Regions from separate parts of the Mus musculus genome. Here region 1 is linked to region 2. A link is a contact called in ENCODE Hi-C or POLR2A ChIA-PET data. All regions are on one chromosome and are shown on one strand. Each heading gives the region's core, a stretch centred on a gene start or an enhancer-like site at or near the end of the contact. The rest is flanking DNA. Distances are from core to core; before and after follow the strand shown. Region 1 holds the start of Edem1 (ER degradation enhancer, mannosidase alpha-like 1). Region 2 holds the start of 0610040F04Rik (RIKEN cDNA 0610040F04 gene).

The links. A loop is a pair of places that touch in the nucleus more often than their neighbours do. ChIA-PET counts read pairs that join two places held with the same protein, here RNA polymerase II (POLR2A).
Region 1: a map of heart shows a loop between it and region 2 (9-fold over the local background). The contact joins the promoter of Edem1 here to the promoter of 0610040F04Rik in region 2. A Hi-C loop is called at or near these places in 2 of 37 maps with a recorded cell type or tissue (T-helper 2 cell and heart). POLR2A ChIA-PET finds 5 or more read pairs at or near these places in 3 of 5 experiments (Patski and embryonic stem cell).

The regions. Positions count from the first base shown.
Region 1 is chr6:108,827,161-108,833,162 of GRCm38, reverse strand. Edem1 (ER degradation enhancer, mannosidase alpha-like 1) reads right to left here and starts at 4,522. Exons shown (of 12, transcript NM_138677.2): 1 at 3,930-4,522. The coding sequence starts at 4,423. It overlaps Gm35417 (a long non-coding RNA gene), which reads left to right and starts at 4,887. Exons shown (of 2, transcript XR_377956.4): 1 at 4,887-4,946.
Region 2 is chr6:108,658,295-108,664,916 of GRCm38, reverse strand. 0610040F04Rik (RIKEN cDNA 0610040F04 gene) reads left to right here and starts at 3,983. Exons shown (of 7, transcript NR_104577.1): 1 at 3,983-4,100. It overlaps Bhlhe40 (basic helix-loop-helix family, member e40), which reads right to left and starts at 4,288. Exons shown (of 5, transcript NM_011498.4): 1 at 3,925-4,288; 2 at 3,687-3,756; 3 at 3,305-3,412; 4 at 2,273-2,396; 5 at 1-438. The coding sequence starts at 4,004.

The sequences.
Region 1 (6,002 bases), core at 3,273-5,772, 170 kb before region 2:
ACTGAGGATACAACGCAGGCTGTTCAGCAGAGGTCACCCTCTGCTACCTATTTACTCTGTGCTACATGAGACCCTGCCTTAATGAGCATATTTGATTTTTTTTTTTTTAAATCCTAAAGGCATTTTCTGGGCATGGTAAAAGTGCACCTTGTAATTATTGTGGGTCAAGGCAGAAGAATCCTAAGATTTGAGGACTCTTCCTCAAAACATTTTTATTGTTGTTACTTTTTACTGGTTGGAGCATAGTATTGAATTAAGGACCTCCTACACACTAGGCAAGTACTCTACCACTGAGATACATCCCCAGACCTCAAAATAACATTTTACTTTGTGTGTGTATAAATGTGCATGTGTGTGCATGCGTGCACATGTGTATGAGCATCCACGGGGAGGCTAGACCTGGAGGTCGGGTATTGCGTGGTTCTGAGTACTGAAAACAAATTCCAGCCCTCTGTAAGAGGGAGAAACAAGCACTTTTCACTGCTGAGCCATCTCTCCGGCCTGCAAAGGCTAATTTTGAAAAGGGACAAAGGTAGCTTAGTAGCAGACCACTTAATCTGGAATGGGCGAGTCTCATTATCAGAAATAAAAGTATTTAAGACTTTTTCCCCCCACATTTTATTTGGGAAATGTATTCAACACAATGACAAAGCACAGGCCTGAAACACTCTGAAAAATACCAAAGCATGAGAGAACTATACCGTACAGAACAGGGACAGGAAAAAAAAAAAAAAAAGAAGTTAAGCTTTCTGTTCCTTGTTGGCCAGCATGAGTCAAGGCCACAAAGTCCCAGTGCTCTCTCACAAAGGCTTGCCAACCACAAGTCAAATGCCCCAAAGTGCTAGACATCATCCCAGTCAGAGACTGGACTTCAACTTGTACAAACTGCCAGTGTACAGCCAAAGCAACCCACAAATTATCATAGGTCTCAAAAAAAAAAACAAAAAACAAAAAACAAAAACAAAAACCTACATCCCCCAAGATGCCAGTGGGACCAACAACTTTAATCAACCACCATCACTTCACTTTGTCAAAGAGCCCCAACCCCCACCACTACACATGGACATGGTAATCATTTCAAGAGACCCTGTCTACCCTCTCTCCTTCCTATGAAACTGAAGGCATTGTCTAAAACCTGTAGTTACTTTAGACTCCAAAGGATGAGAACAATTACCTATGAGGCAGTATAAGCAAGTCATCTTACAAGAACTGGCCCCTCAGTTAGGCAATGACAACTAGGAACAAAGTGACACTATTCCTAGTTAACAGGCTCACCTTGTAAGACCTGAGCTGTTACCATAATGGCCAAGACCACAAGTCCACCCAAACTGCTTAGCTTTCTTAATCTCTCATACTCTGCACCAATCCTTCCTCTACTTGGTCGTAGGGCTCATGGCAGGTCCCTGAACCCCAACTCAAGGGGAGCAGGACCCCTGTATTTGTACCTCTTCCCAGGAGGTTAATTAAGACTCTTTACTCTGCCTTGTGTCAGTAATTGTCTCTTTAATTGGTACCTTGGGATGAGTGGCCAAGCCTGGCTTATTAGGGCAGCTGGAGCTTTTAATGGAACACTCCTGGTTACGTTAGGAACAATCCTTAGCATGAAAGGAAGACAGAAAGACTAACAGACCAGCAGACCGAAGGAAGAAGGAAAGAAGAGAGTATGGAAGAGCCACTTTCCAAGGAAGCCCGTCCATCAGCAGAGCAGTTCCTAGTCCAGAGAAAAAGAAGAAAAGAGAAAGACAATGAGGTATAATGGACGGGAACATAGCTGATGCTGTGCTCAAGGTTCAGTTGGGAATGGCCCAGAAATGCCCTGTAAAATATTCAAGGGAGGTTAAGAGTGGTCATTAACAGATGTTCAAACCTTTTCTATGTCTTGGTGTCAACTGTCAACCTTTGGTTGACTTTTGGTACACAAACAAAAATATTGTCTTTGTAAAATAATAATTTAAAAACATCCAAAATAGGTATATGCTTAAGTTGCAGCTACATGAAAGAAGAAAGAAAGAAAGAAAGAAAGAAAGAAAGAAAGAAAGAAAGAGAGAGAGAGAGAAATGTGCTGCCATATGGACAGGAACTGACAGAAAAGATCTACTAAAAATAACTAGTGGGATTTTTCAGTTTCCCCTCTCAGATTTAATGAAATTTGTTCTCACAAGATAAAGAAAGGGGAGAGAAGAGGAGGGGAAGGAAAAGGAGGGGAGAAGAGGGAAGGGTGAAGGCTGGAATTGAAGAAAACAACAACCATAGGTATGGAGTCTCTCCTGTGTCTCTTAGGAGTGAAACATCTCATTCCCTTCCTATAATCCCAAAAAGGACCGATGTTACTTCACATAACTATCCCCCCCCCCCCCCCCCGCCTCCCAAAGAAACTGGGAGAAAATAAGCCGGGCGTGGTGGCTCACGCCTTTAATCCCAGCACTCGGGAGGCAGAGGCAGGCGGATTTCTGAGTTTGAGGCCAGCCTGGTCTACAAAGTGAGTTCCAGGGCAGCCAGGGCTACACAAAGAAACCCTGTCTCGAAAAACAAAAAAAAAAAAAAGAAAAAAAAAGGAAAAAAAAAAAGACTGAAATTTAGCTCAGCTATAAAGAACTTCGTGTGTTCAATTCCCCCACACTGCTGAAATAAAGTAGGAAGGCTTTGGTTTTGTCGTTGTTGTTTTGTTTTTTGTTTTTCAACATATACAAAGGCTGACGTATACATATACATAGTGCATCAGTCTGCTACAACTATGAAAAGACCCAGGCCCTCTGTGTGAGATGCTCCCTCTTAAAGCTCATCGGGCTGCAAATTCAGACACAAATCTACAGATAACCAACCCACTTTTTATAGCTCTTCCTGCACTTTTAGAGTACTAGCTAGCTGTGTGGGGGAGTCACGGAGTGCGAGTAGAGGTCAGAGGACAACTGCAGGAGTCTCTTCGGTTCTTTCTCCTTCTTCCATGTGGGTCCTGGGGAATCAAACTCCCGTCTGAGCACAGTGCCAAGGGCCCTTACTGGCTGAGTCATCTCATCAGCCCTTAGCTTTCCTTTTTGAAACTAAGAATCCTTCCTGGCTTCCATAAGGTAAAGGGAAATGCACATGCCAGATGTCCAAGGGTGTCCATGTAGAATGCCAAGACAACAAACAACCTAATAACTCCACTCCCATCTAAGGAGAGGGAAACACGACAGTCACCAACCAGCCTGACTTGGTCTGTGGCAACGCACACCCTTCAGGGAGGAGGAACTTGGCTGGGTGTCCTGCTGTCTTGGACTTTGAAGTCCACTCGAGTAACCCCGGAACTCCACCTTCCCATACGTGGCTAGTGGGCTGCGAGGACTAGTTGACCTTCTGACAGCACCATCACCCCACTGGTGTTTACGATGGTACCAAGCAATGACGGTGTCAGTCAACTCTGCGCCTAAGAAATCATCCTTCAAGTATCCAGATCGCCAATCTGGGCCAGGCAACTACCATTCCTGCCAATAAGCTCCCCTCAGTCTAGGCTGCGGCCCCTGGAAAGGAGAAACACTTAACGCCTCATCCCAATCCGGGCGTCCAACTCACTAGATGGCCCCTTTCTAGGAACCCGCTCCTTAACCTTATTAAAGCTTTGGGTGTGGCATTCTGATCAGGAGTGGGGAGGCTTCGTTTTGAAGCGGAGTTTTCCAAAGGAAACCTATATAACCAGCACTTAGATATGTGTCTATCTGGAGCAAGGGATACTGTGATTGTCCCTTCCGGTCTCTGGGACTCAGTTTCCCCATTTGCAACAGAAAATGACAAGGACAGCTGTCCTGAAGTTTGGAGGGTCAGGGAGAATCAAGGGGATGGCAGTCCACTGGGGTAAGGAGAGGAGGAACCTCGGACTACTGCGGACCTTAAAGACCCTGGTGTGTTCTCAGGGACCCGGAGGGGCGGAAGGCAGCGCGCGGGCTACTCACGGGTCTCCGCGGTCAGGCCCCCGGCCGCGGCAGTAGATGGGGTTGAGCTCGTCCTGCGGAAAGGCGTGCGCCATGTAGTTGTCATAGCCGAAGACGAACATGCCCCGCGCCAGGTCGCGCATCTGGGCACGCAGCTGCGGCGGGAAGGCGCCGCTGTAGCGCCGCTCGTACTCGTCCGGGCCGCAGCCACCGCCGCCCAGGGCATAGCCCCAGTGCGCCGGGCCGCACACGCCCGGTCCCGGCGTCGGTCCCGGCTCTGGCGGGGTCTCAAGCCGCCCCTCCGTTCCGCGCCTTGGCCGATGAAGCCAGGCCGGGCCTCCGGGCGGACCAACTGGCCCCGAGCCGTCGGGGTCCCTCAAGCGCTGGAAGCCGAAGCTGAGCGGAAACCGCTGGTAGAAGCCCATGCTGGGCCCCAGCCCGAAGACCAACCAGAGCACCGCGTGGAGGCCGAGGCGCAGCAGCACCAGCCCCAGGACAAGCGCTCGCCATTGCATGGTCGCGCGTCCGCCGCGGGCATTATTTTGAAGCGCCGGGCGCGTCCCCAGCCGACCGCCTCCCCGCGCGTCCGCCGGGAGCCCGCTCACTTCCCCTTTAAGGAACTCCCTCGTGACGCACCAGGAACTGGTCCATTGTCCCCCGCCCCGCGGACGGGACCGGCCCGCCTGGCCCCGCGTTCGCCCGCCGGCCGCCGGGGATTGGCCTCCACCGGCCCGGCCTCGAGGGGCGCGGCCGGGGACTCCCTCCGGCTCTATAGGCCGCCCGGACTGCAAGGCCCCGCCCTGCCACTGGGCCACGCCCCCTGGGCGGTTCCGAGTCTGGTCTAGCTGGCGTGGCGAGCCTAGGTCGCTCTGGCTTTTGGGGAAAGAACTTCCAGCCAATAGGAGCGCGGCACGGGAGCTCCGGGAGCCGGACACAGACATGGCCTCTGACCCGCCCTAGCCCGGGTAAATGGTGTCCCTGAACAGAAGATGGATGGGAGAAAGCCCGTCCAGGTATGGAGTAGTAGGTGTGAGAAAGGTAAGGGCCAGGGCCTTTAGGCAAAGGAAGTACTTACGAATATCTAGGAAAGGTTTTTAACTTGGTGGGAGTGGGACTCCCTGGTCCAGACCGCACGAAATGTCCAGATTTTTTGTTTTGTTATTGGAACGCCTTAACTTGGAAAAAAAAAATTCATAATACTTCTAAAATACTCCAAGATCACATCCAATCCCAACAAGGCGGGAGGGGGAACTAACACCAGATCATTTTCATCAGAACCATTTAAACATCTTTTCCTGACAGTCCTATCATCTCATCGCAGTGCTAGGCAGAGGCGACCTTGGAAATGTAGGGCAGATTGGGGGTTTAATCCCATCCAAGTGCTAATTCCTATAATTAAGGTTACTGATTTCGTTTTTTAAGGGCTGTGGCTTTCAACACTTGGAGCGCCTGTAAAAGTTTTGCCTTTCCTAAGATTATACCCTGTGTCTATCAAACTTGCAAAACATAAAAATAAAAAAGTAAAAAAAAAAAAAAAAAATAGGGGAAGTAACGAAATCAGTAATGCCTGTCACCAACCTGAAGGCAATGACAGGGAGGACTTAGGTAAATCCTGGACCATTCTCCTTCCATTTTGGGGTCAGAATTGTCCCTGCAATGTGATAGGGTACAACAGAGCAGCCAGCAACAATTTAAGTTCTTTGGGTTGGGAGAGCTTATTTTGTGAGATACAAAGGCCTGAGCAGTATACAAAAAAAAAGGGGGGAGGGGGAAGAAGTTACTGGACTGGATAAACTTGTATAAGACCAACTGATTCCAGTCCTTGACACGGAACTACTAGTTTCTGCCTCCCTGAAGCTAACACAAACTGAAAATGGACATTAAAGCTATGCTTTGTTTCCTCCATAAGCTACTTCTGTGCAAATTTTAGCTGAAATGTAGCTTGCACTCTGGTCAGCTGTCAGCCACTGATGACAGCAACTGTTCTCACATTACAGAAAAGCCCTAATTTTAAAAGACGAGTCTAATAACCATAGAAAACCAGCTAGTTTATGAAAAATGCTTTTCATGGCACAACTGACAATAAGTGCCAAT
Region 2 (6,622 bases), core at 2,734-5,233:
GTTCTCCCACGGCGAACCTGCGTCCATGGTCGCTTTTGAAGTACGGCTGCTCACTGCGCAAGTCCCCCTTCTCCAATTCACCTCCATAGCCACTGTCTGTGTCCGTGTCACTGCCGCTCTGCTCCCCACCCGAGGGAGCAAAAGTCCGCTGGATGACTGGCACACAGTTTTTCCCAGGGCCTTCTGATCCCTTGGCTAGGAAGCTGGGCTTCTCTTTCAAGTCCACGGCTTTGGGAGCCGAGTCCAATGGTTTCCTGGAAGCACCACCCTGCAGCAGCTCCGAGACCACACGATGGAGATGAGTGACGAGCTGGGAAGATTTCAGGTCCCGAGTGTTCTCATGCTTCGCCAGGTACTGAAGTACCTCACGGGCACAAGTCTGGAAACCTGAGCAGAACATTTCTTGCCCTGCCTCGAGATTTCTTCCCGACAAATCACCTGAAGAAAAAGACCCAGAAAGGAGGATTTTAGAAGGTTGGGTGGTAGGTAAGTCTGAGGCTCTCTTCTTGTCTCTTTTGAAATTGTCGGGCAATTTGCATTTCAGACTCCAAAAGTCTATGCCTAGAGAATTATGCTGAGAAGTATAAAGAATAAAATAAACAAATTCCGACCACTTAGTTACAGGGTTTTTTTTTCCTTATTAATACTTGGGTTTTAATACTAATTACAACAGAGTATCGCTAAGGTTACATATACTCCACTTTCCGAACTAGGATTCATAATGTCTGTAGAGTGTCCCAGAGAAATAAACCAACTTACTTCTACTCTTGATAAACTTCATGTAGTAGCTACCGATTTTTCTTGTGTCACAAAAATGAACATGCTACTGTGTTTAAAAGTTCAACAGTCACATCTTTTTTTTTTTTTTTAAATAAAGCAGTCTCATTCTAGTCTAGAGTGACACTGAGTTACTCAGCAACCCAAGCTGGCCTTGAACGCATATGAGCCTATCTTAACTTTCAGACTGCTGGGCCTACAGGTCTGCACTACCACACCCATCCTCAATAAGTTAGTATAGCAACAGTTTCATGGAAGCAGAAGTCCAGAGACTCATAAAAAGAAACTATATAAAACAAATACCGCCTAAACAAAACATTGTCTCCCTTGCCCCCCACCCCTTTTTTTGTACGAGATAGGATCTAGGATCTCCCTATTTAGTCTTAAAAGGCTTGGAATTCCCTATGCAAAACTGGCTGGCTATGAATTTAAGGGGCTCCATCTGCCTCTCAAGGACAGGACTACAGGCATGCACCACCATGCCCAAGAAACTGTTACAGCTCCCACTGTAATCCCCCCGCCTGGGAGGGTGAGGCTGGCAGGTTACTTCTGAGCTTTAGGAAAACCAAAACCAGAACAACCAAAACCACCACAAAACTAAAACCAACAACTCCAACAACTGCTGCACACACAGAAACCTAACCTATTCATCAAATAGTTGCATTTCCTCCGTGCAGTTTAACTAGGCTCTTTATTTGTAAGTCTTCTCCATATACTGTAGCTCACACACACACACACACACACACACCCCGAGATCAGTCCTGATCAACTTTCTATTTTTAGAAAGAAAACTGGCAGACATACTGGCTTGGTTTGGTTTCTGTGATTCTCATTCTAGCCTTGGACAGGACTGAAGAACGCCTATTGGGGTACATATTAGGATTCCCCCTGGTCTGTACCCCGATTCTCTGAAACTCAGGATAAATGAATGATGAAAGCAGTGGTTTCGTTGGATTGTGCAATTTGCCAAGATACCTGGTGGCTATTCAGGGAACCACAATGGAAGGCAGGCAAGAGGAAAAAAAAAAAAAAGAAAAAAGAAAACCTGCTGTCATCCTGCCAAGACTGCACCCCACATCCAAAGAGAAGGAAGCAAAGAAACAGGAAAACACTGGGGGCAGACCCGTGTTCTGTTCGCCCATGAATGAGGGCTCATCAGACCAACTGTAAAAACACCCACAATGCAAATTATAGGTGCCTTGGCATTTTAAAGGGGGATGGGGAAGTCTCCCATAACCTAGACACTCTCAAAATGTCACCGAAACATTTCATCACTGGGCTAACATGGACTCATTTCAGGTGGCGCACAGCAGCATTCCGTATGGCAAAATATGACCTTTTAGGAAAGAATCAGAAGAGCATCTCCCCCCCCCCCACCCCTGCCCAGTGACTGTGAAAAATGAATGGTAACAGAAGAGTCAGAAGCCAGAGCGAGCTCCCAGGGGCTAGATTGGCACTGAGCTCTCAGGAGACACTAATCAGGCCGGGGACTCACCAGCTTGTAAACCGCTCTGCAGGGCAATGATTTTCTGCTGCTGCTGATCAATTAGATTTGTCAATGCTTTCACGTGCTTCAACGTAAGCTCCAGAACCACTGCTTTTTCCAAGTGACCCAAAGTCTGAAGAAGAAGAAAAAAACGGAGAGTCTGTCACCCGTGAGGTCAGTGGAGTCCCTTCTGACACTATCTGTTAGGAGAATTGGGTGTCAACAACAACAAAGATAGGAAGAGTCTTTCCTGCTCCACTAAATTTAAAGTTTGCAGATGTTTTAACATATACACATAGATGATCAAAAGCTTAAAAAAAAAAAAAAGCCAGACACGTGTTGTCTATCTTTGGAGGCATTTTGGTAGTTGTTACAGTCTAGGGAGTGAGCTGACAGATATATTTCTCCAGCAGCTGCCCTGACCTTAACTTAGGGGACTCCGGGGATAACATTTATCTGCTGTGGTGTCAACCCAGGGAGGGATGTCTACTGTGTCTGGCAACCAAGTGGCTTTCCCAATGTGTTGCGTTTCTTTCTTTCTTTCTTTCCCCCCTGACACTTGTTCAGAACTTCCAGTCATGCTGGCTTTTTGTCTTCCTTTCCAAATACTTTTCCCGAAGGAAAAGCTAAAAAGCTTTTGGCTACCAGTAAAGATTATGACGAAAAAAAAAAAAGGCACACATTAAATAAAGTAGGTCCTATTGTAAATGAAAAGCGGACAAGGCTTAAGTTTTTAATTTCGTGGTTTGCTTCTTTAAGTCAGGGAGACTACAAGGTGGTGAGAGAGAGAAAAAAAAACTACCAAAAGGAAGCTGTGTTAGTGTTGAAGCCAACTTAAAGAGGCCCCAGATGGTTCTGGTTCTGCCTCTGCTTAGGAAGTTCTGGGTCTGGGGATGGGTTCCCTCCAAACCAGAAGCTTTGATCCGCCCGTCTAGCATGCAGTTCCCCGTGACGCCTGCAGGCGGCGAGAGACACCCCCACCCCACCATCCGCCCTCTGGGCAGAAGAACTGGGTTGGAGCGCAGCCAGCTTCTCACTTACAGTAAGTTTGAGATGTTCGGGTAGGAGATCCTTCAGCTGGGCAATGCACTCGTTAATCCGGTCACGTCTCTTTTTCTCAATCAGCCGGTGCGGCAGTTTGTAAGTTTCCTGCATGGAATACATGGAAGCAATGGGTGCCCGGGGAAGGGAACGAAGCTTCCTCCCTTCCTTCCCAACCGGTAGCAGGGGGGAAAAATTCTGCGAGGGCGCAGAGACGCACCCAGATTCACCTTCTCTGCCCCTTCTTTCCCAAGTCACTCATTTGTGGCAATGAGCTCATCTCATCTTGAACCCCCCAGCCAACCTTGAAACAAGCAAACTTTTCTTGGAAACTCAGCGCACACGAGGGGCTAAGGAATGAGGTTCCCAGGGATGCACCTACCTTGCTGTCTTCGCTCCGTTTTATTCCCCGCCTGGACTTGTACACTTGGTACATGTGGGCAAAATCCATCCTGCAGGGAGAGAGGTCAGAAAAAGCCGTGACTCCCGAGTGCGTACTAGCTGCAGGAGCCCTAGACGTGAAAGAAGCCCCCTATACTCTCAGAGATGCCCCAAGTTGAGAGTGTCGCGGAACACAAGGTTAGGAGTGGAGACTTGAAGGGATCACAGCACACACTTACCCTGACAGGTCTCCGTGCTCCAGCCCTGGAGCTTTGGGCAGGCAGGTAGGAGGTGGTTGCGCGCTGGGGATCCGTTCCATGATGCGGCGAGCAGGGGCCACTGTGCGCTCCTGTCTGCACTTAGTAGAGTCTGAGAAAGGGCTGCCCTGGAAGGGAGGATCCGAGGGTCTCAAGAGGTATGTTCCTATGAGCTAGCCTGAGCTTCCTTGCAATGCGCTGGGATGCCAGGAGCAGCGGCTTTGAGGTGTCGCTTCAGTTGGGGGCGTGCATGGCCGGGTGTCCCCACGGCTTCTGGCTCCCGCTCTGCACACAGACTGGCGGTGTGTGCTCGCTGCGCTGTCTGCGCCGTGCGAGCCAAGTGAATGAGAAGTGGGGCGGGCGGAGAGGCGGGAGGGAAGGGGGGGTTGCTCAGGGCGGAGCGGGCGGGGCGGGGGGGGGGGAGTTGCTGGAGGGGACGAGCCGAGGAGTAAGGAGAGGCTGCGGGCTGGGTTAAATGGGAGCGAGTGGGTGGGTAGAAGCTACGTGTTCTACCCTGTGACTCCAAGCACGTCTGGCCGCTGCCGGGGAGGGAAGGAGCGACCTGCCCGCCCTCCCCCGGCTTCATCACATGAGCCTCACGTGTTGGACAACGCTCTGGCGGCTGCGAAGTGCCCCCCCCCCCTCCAAACCTCGGGCCCCCAGGTGTCTGCGGCTGCGGCCTCCTTTCCCCGAAAGAGGGGGTGGCAGCGCAGCCAGAGTCCTGCCCAGCTGGGTGGGGGGCACGGAAGCTGGAAGGAACCGGGGAGCTGGAGGGGGGGGGGGAAGAGTTGGTAACGTGGGCGAACCTGCCCCAGGGAAATGAAGTAAGTTCCCGTCTCCTGGGAGGGAACGGGGGAGGACGGATTCCGCCCGCGTCTGACTCAAGCCGGGAGAGGAATATCCCCTTGGTCGCTCCAGCCCAGCCTTCTTCCTCCTCCCCCGCCTGGCCCGCTCCTAGGAACCGGTGCGCAGCTGAGGGAGTCGTCGGCCCCCCTTAGCCTTCTCCAGAGGCTGGGGTTTCTTTCCGTCCTGGCTTCCCAGCCCCCCCCCCCCCCCCCCCCCCAGCGCTCAGCCTCAGTGTCCAGGAATTGCCCGCCTTGGGGAGGGACCGAGGGCGGGGCGGATGTCACCCCATGGGAAGCGGGCTGGTGGCCAGGAGCTAGGGCAGCCGAGGCCGCCGCCGAGCACGCCGCGCGCACCTGACCGTGGACCGTGTGAGCCGTGCCGACCCCCTCCCCCCACCCCCACCCCGGACTCTCCCGGGAGCTCAGGTCCCAGGCGCAGCCTGCGGGTGGCCTGGCACCCGACTGGCGCGCACCCATCTCCTCCCGCCTTTCAGGGTGCCTCACTGCCCCCACCCACCCTGGCTAGTCAAGCACAGAAAGATACCGGGCACAGTGCCCGGCGTTCCCTCCCTCCTCTGCCCCCTCCGATGCAGAGGCGTCCGGGTCGCCTCCCCTCCGGCTGCAGCGTTACACAACCGCGGCGACGGCGCCTGCCCTGCAGCAGCGCGGGGCGTGACGCTTCACGTGGCCCGGACGCGGGCCGGAGCTCGGCTCACTTGCAAGCCTCTCCGCGCTGGCTTCCAAGCCTAGACCCCCGCGCACCGGGCTGCAAGGGATCTGCATGGGATCCCGCTGCTAACCAGGAACTTGGGTGGCGCTGTTTGCAGTCTATTCCAGGACAGGAGAGAGAGAGGAGAAAGCAGGACCCCCCCCCCCGCCCGGGTCCCTCCTCCCGCCCCATCCTCTTGGTTGATCACAGTGAAATCTCCACATTTATGCAGCACAAGTTCACTGAGCCCTTTACCCAGTCGAGCTCGCGGCTGGAGACAGTGGAGGTGGCAAACACGGATTTTGACCTTGAATTTACAAGGACCTTTGGGAAGGAGCCAACGAGGCCAACCAGAAGACCGCCTTCAGCAGAAAGTCTAACAGGGCCACTGGCAGGGAATATAAGATGAGAAAGTTTTCATTTAATACTAACCAAGAGGTTTAGGTAGTAGGGGTTAACCCACAGGCCGGTGCGCGGGGCACAAAGGGGCAGCACCAGGGGCCCCAGCTCTCTTCAATCTCGCGGAGGCCGCCCGGCCCCACCCCCACCGACCTGCATTGGAAAAATCTGGTCTCTTTGACCTTCTAACAGCCCGGAGCTGGGAAAGCATCTGAAACGCAGAACCTGCGGCGCTGTGAGCGGCGCTGACACACAGCAAGGGGCCAGTGGAAATTCATGACTAAAATAAGGCCTGGCTGGGGATTTCACTGACCTCTGCGCTCCCCTGCCCTGCAAGTTCGGAGAGTTGAGAGATGACTGTTAACCTTCCCTACCGTGCTTAGGGTCAGTCAACCCGCTGCGGAGTGACCTGGCTGGGAAATTGGGGGAAAATGAGGTCACTGCTAGAACTGGGCGCAGTTTGGTGGGTCAGTCGTCATTGTCAGTGTTCTGACGACCTGGAGGACTGGGATTCGCATGTTGATCAAACTGGGAGTGCATTTCCTTCAGGTCGCTCAAGCTTCTACTTCCTGTTTATGTTTCACAAGCGTCAAACCCATTAGTAAGTGTGAGAAATGATTGCTTTTCTAACTGTTCACTGGCTGACCTCACTTTGGGGCTTAGAGATCCATCCCTCCTCCCCAGACAGACATAGTTTGGCTGACAGGTTATAATCAATCTCCCTGGA